Linked DNA regions of Homo sapiens: region 1 is linked to region 2. A link is an interaction called in ENCODE POLR2A ChIA-PET data of the cell type or tissue named here. Cell type or tissue: B cell. All regions are shown on one strand. Each heading gives the region's core, and the rest is flanking DNA. Links, peaks and the distances in the headings are about the cores only.

The links. ChIA-PET counts read pairs that join two places held together with the same protein. Peaks named below come from ENCODE experiments on the same cell type or tissue, not always from the same donor. Only the 100,000 strongest peaks of a DNase experiment are listed, where the experiment ranks them.
Region 1: POLR2A ChIA-PET joins it to region 2 with 7 read pairs; 2 of 35 experiments call an interaction of 5 or more read pairs at or near these places.

Annotation. Positions count from the first base shown.
Region 1 is chr14:24,703,766-24,709,146 of GRCh38, forward strand. No RefSeq gene overlaps it. Among named protein-coding and RNA genes, the nearest start is that of GZMB, 72 kb to the left of the region's middle. In B cell, for the core only: no CTCF peak of the experiment used is centred there; DNase peaks (open chromatin) are centred at 536 and 2,266; H3K4me3 peaks cover 926 bases; H3K27ac peaks cover 2,223 bases.
Region 2 is chr14:24,644,679-24,650,059 of GRCh38, forward strand. It overlaps GZMH-AS1 (GZMH and GMZB antisense RNA 1), which reads left to right. Exons shown (of 3, transcript XR_007064087.1): 3 at 1-902. Among named protein-coding and RNA genes, the nearest start is that of GZMB, 13 kb to the left of the region's middle. In B cell, for the core only: no CTCF peak of the experiment used is centred there; no DNase peak of the experiment used is centred there.

The DNA of each region.
Region 1 (5,381 bases), core at 259-5,258, 59 kb after region 2:
TTGCAGAACCTTCACTGAGCATTTGCTAAGTGCTAGCATCGAGTTAGGCCTGATGACCCACTCAGACTTTGTCGTAACATCTGTATAGTACCACTGCATGTCACTCACATTGGAGAAAACTCAAGCTCAAATGGCTGCCTAAGTGTTCTCTCTTAGATTAATTTTAAGGATGCCAAAGTCAATCTGGTAGATAGACTGGAGATGGGCATCGTTTCCCTCACTGACTTGATTTGTTATTTAAATTATTAGGGTGATAGTGGAGGCATAGAAGTGGGGTTCTGATGGAAAAACCTCCAGCTCGCTTGTACATTGCGGTTCCCTCTGTCACAGGTACTTGGAGCCAACGCAGGCACAGCAAATGAAGCAGGTCTCTGTTTGACATCCAGAAGACATAAGCTTTATTTTTTCTCACTTCAGGGTGAGAGGAGAGGAAAAGAATATTTCTCAAAAGTTTTTTCCTCTATGGACATCTGCACATAACATGACTTTGCTGAGGTGCCTGGCTGCAGGTGCAGTATGTGGTATTGCTGTATGAGTTTATACTTCCCCCCAGCCAGAATACATCATTTGCTTGCCCTGACACTGTAACCCAAATGCTCATACAGCCTCTTCCTTTGGCTTAGATATGTAAACAAAAACAAATAAAAATCCTATTAAATTGTGTCTTACCTCCAAAGCCACCTTATCGTTCAATAGACGATTACATTACTGAAGGAACCCAGAATACACTACCTAGATTACTTACTTGCAATAAATCATGGTCTGTCATCCAGTGGCATTCTTCCTAGCTCTCTTAACTTTTCCTCTATTTGTGTCTGCCAATGAATATTCCAATTGCTCAAGAGTAAGGATTTTATCTTACTTTTTTTTCTTATCATCTGTAGTGACCCAGAATTCTTTAAGGTAGGTGCTGAGTGGATATTTTCAGTGGGGCTAAATAGTGATTTGCTGCTGCTATCCATTTATTTCTTAACTCAGTTTAGATTTAGAAATGATTGGAGTTGATGCTAAAGACTGTTTTATCCTATCCCCCAAACCCACTTCCCCAGCATTGTGTAAATGAGAAAACTGCAATAGTTATGAATTGCCTAGGATAACACAGCTCATTAGTGGAAGCATCAGGACATGGCTTTTCAGTTCAATGCTCTTTCTACTATAAAGTGCTGCATCCAGGCATCTAATGGGGTCAGGAGGAAGTGGGACATAAAATAGGTAAGTTCTATAAAGGAGGAAGCACCAGGAAGTGACAGGAGAGTGAGGTAGAATCTGAGGCTGGGAAAGGGGAGGCTGCCAGGGATCATGGTGAAATCTAAAGGCAAGAACAACAAAAAAGGGGAGAAACATGGGGCAGATCTACAGGAATGGAGAGGCAAGCTTCATCTAACTGCTCTCTTGCCAAGGTCTGAGCCAGCTGCGGGCAGGTACCATGTTCCAAAAATGGCTGCAACAATGCCTCAGGTCCCATGAGCTCCTCTACAGCAGGGCCTTACCACATCCCCAGCAGGAGATGTGTCTAGTTCTTTTCCCTTGAACCTGGACTGGCTTATGACTTTCTAGTAACCAGGAGAATGTGGCTAAAGGGGCATATGCGACTTCTAAGGCTAAATGTAAGAAGGCATTCAGCTATTGTCTGGTTCTCTTGGAACACTTGCAGGGGGTGGGGGTGGGGAGCAGTGGGGCAGCCAGCTGCTATGTAACAAGTCCAGCTACCCTGAGACCGTTGTGCTGGAGAGGTTGCAGGTGGGCACTCCAGTAGACAGTCCCAACTGAGCCCAGCTTTCCAGCCATTCCTGCCAAGGTGCCAAGCATGTGAATAACCCCACCTGCGACTCTCTAGACCAGTCCATCTGCCAGCTGAACACCACTGAGTGACCTCACTGATGTCTTCGGGGTAAGAGGAGAGCAGAAGAATTGCCCAGTCAAGCCTGACTGAATTCCTGATGTACATAACCTGTAAAATATAGTAAACATGGTTTTAGAGCACTAAGTTTTGGGGGTAGTTTATTAGATAGTAACAATTAGGGGAATACCAGCTTCTCCTATACTTATAAACATACCACTCAGGTCTTTCTCACTGAGAGAATCTCACTTGTTTTGCCCTCACACATAGCAGAAAAGTTGCATGCCCAGTGTGAACAGGCTTGAGCCCCAGGGGCCTGTGGGTGGCAGTCAGCCCCACCTTCTGTTTGTAGGTGGACACCGAATGGTGTTATAAGTCATGGTGTAGCTCAATGGTAAAATCCATTTTTAGTTCGGTGTGCAAACAGGAACTGATACTATTTGAAAAGGGGAATTTAAAACACCCCACGTGGGTACCACAGTGCAAAGGAGAAGGTTAATCGTGGAAGAAAGATGCTGCCAAAGCACATGGTCCCAGAATGCTCAGCCCAGAAAGACAAAGTATTGCAGTCTTTCACAGCCATTTTCATAACAAATTGATAGCATATTCCCTGAAATCTGGGTCTGAAGCAAGGTCTTCTGAAGGAAGGTCTTCTGAAGCAAGTCTGAAGCAAGACTGAAGCAAGGTCTTTCTGTCTAAAATCCGTCTGGATATAGAAAGGCACATGAGTCCCATTTTTGTGCTGGGGTTCTGAAAGTTAGGGCCGGGCATGGAGATGGCATGGGTGTGTCAGTGTGTACGGAGTATTGTATTTCCAAAGATAGCTTCAGCAATATCTCCTCTCTCATGTGCCACTCTTCCATCAAGAGGAGAGTCTGTTCTCTCTCCCTTAGAATGAGAGCTGACCTTGTGATTCTTTTGAGCAATGAAATGTGGTGAAAGAGATGTTTTTGGACTTTGAAAAGCCTGGCAGCTTCCACTTTTGCTTTCTGGAGGAAGCCAGCTTCCATGTTAGAAGTCCAACTCTCTTGGGATGGCCATGCCACAAGAAGCCCAACCTTGCCATATGGAGAGGCCTGGGGGAAGGGAACTCAAGCCCTCAGCTGACAGCCCCGGCTGAATCCCAGCCACCAGCCAACACCAACTTGCCAACCACATGAGGAAGGCTGACGTGGCAGCGGATCCTTCAATTCCAGTCAAGCTGTCCCAGCTGACCGTACGTGAACAGAGGTGAGCTCTGCCCCCTGAGACCTGGTCAAGCCGCCGAATCGTAAACAAATAAATGGCTCTGTTGTCTTGGGCCATGAAATTTGGAGGTGGTTTGTTATGTAGTCATAGCTAACCAAAACAGGAGGAAAAGGCATAGAGTTGGCCTGTGCCCGTGGATGTAGAGCAATGGGGGTATGAAAGCAAGTTCCAGGACAAAGGCCTGGGAATCCAGGGACAGGCCACAGCATTGGATTCAAAAGGGGTGGCCGAGAGTCATCAAACAGATCCCAGATGGAGAGTCTGCATCAGAAATTCGAGAAAGCAGAAGAACAGGGGACAGATACAAGGAGAGGATACCAAGGCAATTGTTCATTAAGTTTGTGGGTTTTTTTAAAGTGTCAGATCGAGAAGGATTTTTGAGGGATTTTCTATGATCCCCTTCATAGAAATTGCTTAAAGGATACAACTAAAGTAAGTATAAAACAAGCATTTCTGAAATTTGATTTTAATAGGGCCCTGAAGCAAGTGTACACCCTCAGTCTCATGGCAGGGGCAAGAGCAGTATGAGACACAGCAGAGAAAGGTCGCCACTCCACCCTTACCTGTGCCACATAGCATCCCATGCAGTCCTGATGGCTGAGGCAGGACGGGGTGAGGATTCACTGCAATGCATTGTTGTTATATAGTAAATTTCATATGAGTCTAATTTCTTGCAAGGTCCCTGTTATCGTCATAAAGCCTTGACTTAAAGAACCCTTCTAGGTACTATTATATAAATACACATTCAGGAGGGACCTTGTGGATATGAAGATTCTAGCACTCAGAATCTGTAAAAAGCTAGGTAAGCACCACCATTTCCCGAATTCTATCTTCACTGCGTCTACTTCCAACTGTGTGCCCTATGTGGTACATTAGCATAGATCATAACTGATGCATTGTCACCTTAAATAAATTGGATTTATTATTCTATCTCTTGCTTCAATCACATTCAGAATGTTCTAAATTTCTAGTGTCTCAGCAAAAGCTATGCTGAGGATAATGTTAGTCCCACCCCTTAACAGAGCTTGGCCTAAGCTAAATTATGGAATATTCCAAGGTTGCTTCCTATTTCTTTTTTGTAATATGTTGTTCCTTTCCCCAGGGGAGACAGGAGCACCATGTCCTCCCATAACTAACCTCAGTCCTAGGGTGCCCATGGAGGCCTGGCCCTCTCATGTCCTTTATGCTTCTGACCTGCCCCTTCCTCCAAGAACACGTACTCATTTTGATGATGAAATATGTGGGTTTTTTTGAATAATTTTTGACACAGTAACATGTTCATAATGTTGTTTGCTTGAAAAACAATACAAAACTATACGATATACACAGCATTAAAAATGTAATAAGGGTATAAATTTCATTATTTTAACTACTAATAGCAACATTCCTTTTAGGGAGAAACTGTTCTGCTTTAGAAAATAACTTGATAGGCCGGGCGCGGTGGCTCACACCTGTAACCCCAGCACTTTGGGAGGCTGAGGCGGGCGGATCACGAGGTCAGGAGATCGAGACCATCCTGGCTAACATGGTGAAACCCCGTCTCTACTAAAAATACAAAAAAAAAAAATTAGCTGGGCATGGTGGCGGGCGCCTGTAGTCCTAGCTGCTCAGGAGGCTGAGGCAGGAGAATGGTGTGTACCCGGGTGGCGGAGATTGCAGTGAGCCGAGATCGCACCACTGCACTCCAGCCTGGGCGACAGAGTGAGACTCCATCTCAAAAAAAAAAAAAAAAAAAAAGAAAAGAAAAAAAAAGAGAAAGAAAAAGAAAATAATTTGATAGAGGCATTTGACTTAGAAGGAGAGGCCTGAGGGTGAAGAGTTGGTAGGAGTATAAGAAACAGCAGGCAGTGGCTAAATTGCTCTGCATGAGCCCCGAATCAGGGAAAGAGAGCCCAGAGGTATTTCCAGGCTGAGGACAGTAGGGCATATGGTGGCTGGTGGGGATCCTGGGGCAGTGGGGATGGCCAAAGGACATTGTGCGGAAGGCCTGGCTGATGTTTTATTTGAAGCTGTATGCTGCAATGTACTTTTACTCTCTGGTCGTCAGCCTACCACAGGCACAAATATGAACTGTGTGTGTGTGTGTGTGTGTATGTACATGTGTGCTTGTGCATGCACTCACACATGCACAACTGTGTGCATTGGGCAAGGGGGCAGACCTGGTAATAAGCAGGGTAACATTTATGGAGGCAGAAGCTGGAACCAAGAGCCAACTGTGAAAAAATAAAATCCTCATCCATCTGCAGAAATTTAGGGGAGGGCTTTGGGCTCTTACAAGGAGAGAACTAAGGTT
Region 2 (5,381 bases), core at 161-5,160:
ATCCAGAGCCGCAGCAGCAATCATAGTAGTCTGGCACTCAGGGACTCCTACTCCTAGGGTAAGCAGGAGTGCACCACATGAAGGGAGCACCCTGTGGGACAAAGGAATCCAGATGGCAGGCTTTGAGTCTCAGAACTTTACAATTGTGGGAAATTTCTTTCAGCAGAGAGACAGGTGCAGTGCTGGGCTCAGTGGGGAAGTCTGTGGCTCTACCTCACCAGTCAGGCAGCCCTGGTGCTTGTGAAGGGTCTTGGAGAATAGGACTTCTCCCCCTCATGCACCACTGCTGACACAGCTGGGGTTTCTCACAAAGGAACTCGGCATGAGTGCACCTGTAGACAGCCTTTCTGGGACCCTTCAGGTGACTGCATTCCCACAGGACAAGTGCCCTCCAGGCTCAGGCTTGTATGAGAGGTAGAGTCACAATTCATCTCTACATTCTTGCAGCTGAAAAGACGTGTCTGTCTGAAGGTCTAACATCCAGTATCTGTAAGGAACTTAAACAAATTTACAAAAAACCCCTAACCCACCCCATTAAAAAGTAGGCAAAGGATATAAACACACACTTCTCAAAAGAAGACATACATGCTGCCAACAATCATATGAATAAAAACTCAACATCACTGATCATCAGAGAAATGCAAATCAAAACCACAATGAGATACCACTTCACACCAATCAGAATGGCTATTACTAAAAAGTCAAAAATAACAGATGCTAGCGAGGTTGTGGAGAAAAAGGATCGCTTCCACAATTTTGGTGGGAGTGTAAATTAGTTCAACCATTGTGGAAGACAGTATGGCAACTTCTCAAAGACCTAAAGTCAGAACTACCATTTCATCCAGCAATCCCATTACTGGGTATATACCCAAAGGAATATAAATTGTTCTATTATAAAGACACAGGCATGTATATGTTTATTGCAGCACTATTTACAATAGCAAAGACAGGGATCAGCCCAAGTGCCTGTCAGTGATAGACTGGATAAAGAAAGTGGGTAGATATACACATGGAATAGTACACAGTCATAAAAACAATGAGATCATGTCCTTTACAGGGACATGGACGGAGCTGGAGGCCATTATCCTTAGCAAACTAATGCAGGAACAGGAAACCAATACTGCTTGTTCTCACTTATGAGTGTGAGCTAAATGATGAGAACACAGAGACACACAGAGGGGAACAACACGCATTGGGGCCTTTCAGAGGGTAGAGGGTGGGAGGAGGGAGAGAAGCAGGAAAAGTAACTGGCGGATACTAGGCTTAATACCTGGGTGATGAAATAATCTTTACAACCAACCCCCCTGACACGTGTTTACCTATGTAACTAATCTGCACATCCTGCACATCTACCCCTTAACTTAAAAGTGAAAAAAAAAAAAAAAAAAGAAAAGAGGTGCCTGTCTGATCTGAATAGCTAGAACACTGGGTCAGGAATGTGACTGGGAGACAGATTGCTTTCCTGCTGGCCTGTGAGGGGATCTAAGGTGGGTCCCTCCCTTCCACCTGAAAAGACCTCAGTGAGTTTCACTGAGCACTCCCCTAGACACCTCTGTGAAGGCTGGTACTTCCGCCCACCATTGGTTATTGCATTTACCTACCAGCTTTAGCCACAGCCAGTTTTTGCCTGTGGCCACCTCTTACTGGCCTGAAGCCTGAACTGTTCGACCCAGTGAATAAAATACTGGGTAAATAAAGAAAGAAATAATTGAGTGAACACCACTGGGGAATGAGATAAGCTTCAAGAGACCTCTGCCATTCCAACTCCACAGGAGACAGTAAATTTGCTCACACACCAAGCACATTGCTACTGTAACTAGCATCTGAGGAAGCCATCACATAAAGAGTCTCTATAACCAAGGAGCTCATACAGAATCTTCACCCCTGAAAGCACTCAGAGCCAAATTAGGTTATGATAACTTATAAACATTAAAGTCACATCCTCAAGGGGAAAAAAAGAAACAAACAACAACAAAAAACACAGTCAAATAAAAAGTGAGCCAGAAATAAATTAAAAAATAATTAGAAGAAATAGACTACCCAAAAGAGAAGAAAACAGAAAAATAATTCTGGCAATGTGACAGAACAGCATTCTACAACAACTTCAAAAGATCACAGCCACTCTCCAGAAATGGATCCAAACCAAGATGAAATCTTTGAAATACCACCAGCCTGGCCAACATGGTGAGACTCCATTTCTACTAAAAATCCAAAAAAAAAAAAAAAAAAAAAGAAAGAAAAATTAGCCGGGTATGGTGGCTTGCACCTGTAGTCCTAGCTACTCGAGAGGCTGAGTAAGGAGGATTGCTTGAACCTGGGAGGCAGGGGTTGCAGTCAGCTGAGATCACACCACTGCACTCTAGCCTGGGTGACAGAGTGAGACTCCATTTCAAAAAAAAAATTCTTTGAAATACTAGATAAAGAATTGAAAAGGTTGATTATTAAGTTACTCAGGGAGATACAAGAGAAAGGTGAAAAACAATATAAAGAAATGAGAATATCAATTTATAATATGAGTGAAAAATTTTCTAAAGAGGTAGATATTTTAAGGAAAAACCAGTTGGAACTTCCAGAAATGAAAAATATATTTAGAGAATTACAAAATGCAGTGGAATTACAAAACACAGTGGAATGTTTTAACAATAGACTAAACCAAGTAGAAGAAAAAATTTAAAAGACAAGGCTTTAAAATTAACCTAATCAGGCAAAAATAAATAAAAAAATTCAAAGAAATGAACAAAGTCTACAATAAATATGGGATTATGTAAAATGGCTAAACCTAAGAATGGCTGGTGTCCCTGAGGGAGAAGAAAATGCAAAAAGTTTGGGAAATTTATTCGAAGAAATAATTGAAGAAAACTTCCATGGCCTTGCTAGAGATTTAGTCATCCAAATACAAGAAATCCAAAGAACTTCTGGGAGATTTATTGCAAAAAGGACATTACAAAGGCATATAGTCATCAGCCTATCTAAATTTAATGGGAAGGAAATATTTTTAAGAGCAGGGAGAAAAAGGCATCAGGTAACCTATAAAGGAAAGCCTATCAGACTTCTCCGCAGAAACCTTACAAGCTAGAAGGGACTGGGGTCCTATCTTTAGCCTCCTTAAACAGAATAACTGTCAGCCAAGAGTTTTGTATCCAGCAAAATTATGTTTTATAAATAAAGGAGAAATACAATATTTTTTAGACAAGCAAATGCTAAGGGAATTTGTTACTACAAGGCCAGCCCTAAAAGCAATGCTAAAAGGAATTCTAAATCTTGAAACAAAAGGTTGATATGCACCAGAATAGAACCTTTTGAAAGTATAAAACTCACAGGGTCTATAAAACAATAACACCTGTTCACGCTGATGACAGTTTTTTTTGCTGTGCAGAAGCTCTTTAGTTTAATTAGATCCAAGTTGTCAATTTTGGCTTTTGTTGCCATTGCTTGTGGTGGTTTAGTCATGAAGTCTTTGCCCATGCCTATGTCCTAAATGGTATTGCCTAGGTTTTCTTCTAGGGTTATTATGGTTTTAGGACTTACGTTTAAGTCTTTAATCCATCTTGAGTTAATTTTTGTATAAGGTGTAAGGAAGTGGTCCAGTTTCAGTTTTCTGCATATGGCTAGCCAGTTTTCCCAACATCATTTATTAAATATCATCAGAGTGAACAGGCAACCTACAGAATGGGAGAAAATTTTTGCTATCTATCCATCTGATAAAGGGCTAATATCCAGAATCTACAAGGAACTTAAAGAAATTTACAAGAAAAAAACAAACAACCCCATCAAAAAGTGGGCAAAGGATATGAACAGACACTTCTCAAAAGAAGACATTTAAGTGGCCAACAAACATATGAAAAAAAACTCATCACTGTTCATTAGAAAAATGCAAATCAAAACCACAATGATATAACATCTCATGCCAGTTAGAATGGTGATCATTAAAAAGTCAGGAAACAACAGATGCTGGAGAGGATGTGGAGAAATAGGAATGCTCTTACACTGTTGGTGGGAGTGTAAAGTAGTTCAACCATTGTGGAAGACAGTGCAGCGATTCCTCAAGGATCTAGAACCAAAAATACCATTTGACCTAACAATCCCATTACTGGGTATACACCCAAAGGATTATAAATCATTCTACTGTAAAGACATGCACATGTATGTTTATTGCAGCACTATTCACAATAGCAAAGACTTGGAATCAACCCAAATGCCATCAAAGATAGACTGGATAAAGAAAATGTGGCACATATACCCCATGGAATACTATGCAGCCATAAAAAGTGATGAGTTCATGTACTTTGCAGGGACATGGATGAAGCTGGAAACCATCATTTTCAGTGAACTAACACAGGAACAGAAAACCAAATACCACATGTTCTCACACTTAAGTGGGAGTTGAACAATGGCAACACATGGACACAGGGAGGGGAGCATCACACACCAGGGCCTGTCAGTGGGTGGGGATCTAAGGGAGGGATAGCATTAGGACAAATACCTAATGTAGATGACAGATTGATGGGTGCAGCAAACCACCATGGGACATGTATACCTATGTAACAAATCTGCATGCTCTGGATGTGTATCCCAGAACTTAAAGTAAAAAACAAAAAACAAAAAACAATAACACCATGAAGAAAACAAAGTAACTAGGTAACAATCAATATGATGGTGAGGACAGTACTTCACATCTCAATATTAACACTGAAAGTAAATGGTCTAAATGCTCTACTTAAAAGATATGGATTGGCATAATGGATAAAAAAATTACAAACCAAATATCTTCTGTTTTCCAGGGATACATATAACACATAAGGATTCTTATAGACTCAAGGCAAAGGGGTGGAAAAAGATATTCCATGCAAATGAAAATCAAAACTAAGCAGGAGTAACCATTCTTATATCAGATAAAAGAGACTTTTAAACAACAACAGTAAAAAAAAGACAAAGAAGGTCATTATATAATGATAAAAGGATCAATCCAACAAGAAGATATTACCATCTTAAATATATATGCACCTAATTCTGGAGCTCCCACATTCATAAAACAATTGTTACTAGACCCAAGAAAAGAGATAACAGCAACACAATAATAGTGGGGGACTTCAACACTCCACTGATAGCACTAGACAGAACATCAAGACAGAAAGTCAACCAAAGACACTGGACTTAAATTGCACTCTAGAACAAATGGACCTAACAGATATTTACAGAACATTTTCCCCAAGAGCTACAGAATATACATTCTTCTCATCAGCGCATGGAACATCCTCTAAGATAGACCATATAGTAGGCCACAAAACATGTCTCAATAAATTAAAAACCATCAAAATCATATCACGTATCTTCTCAGACCACATTGGAATAAAAACTAGAAATCAATTCCAAAAAGGAAC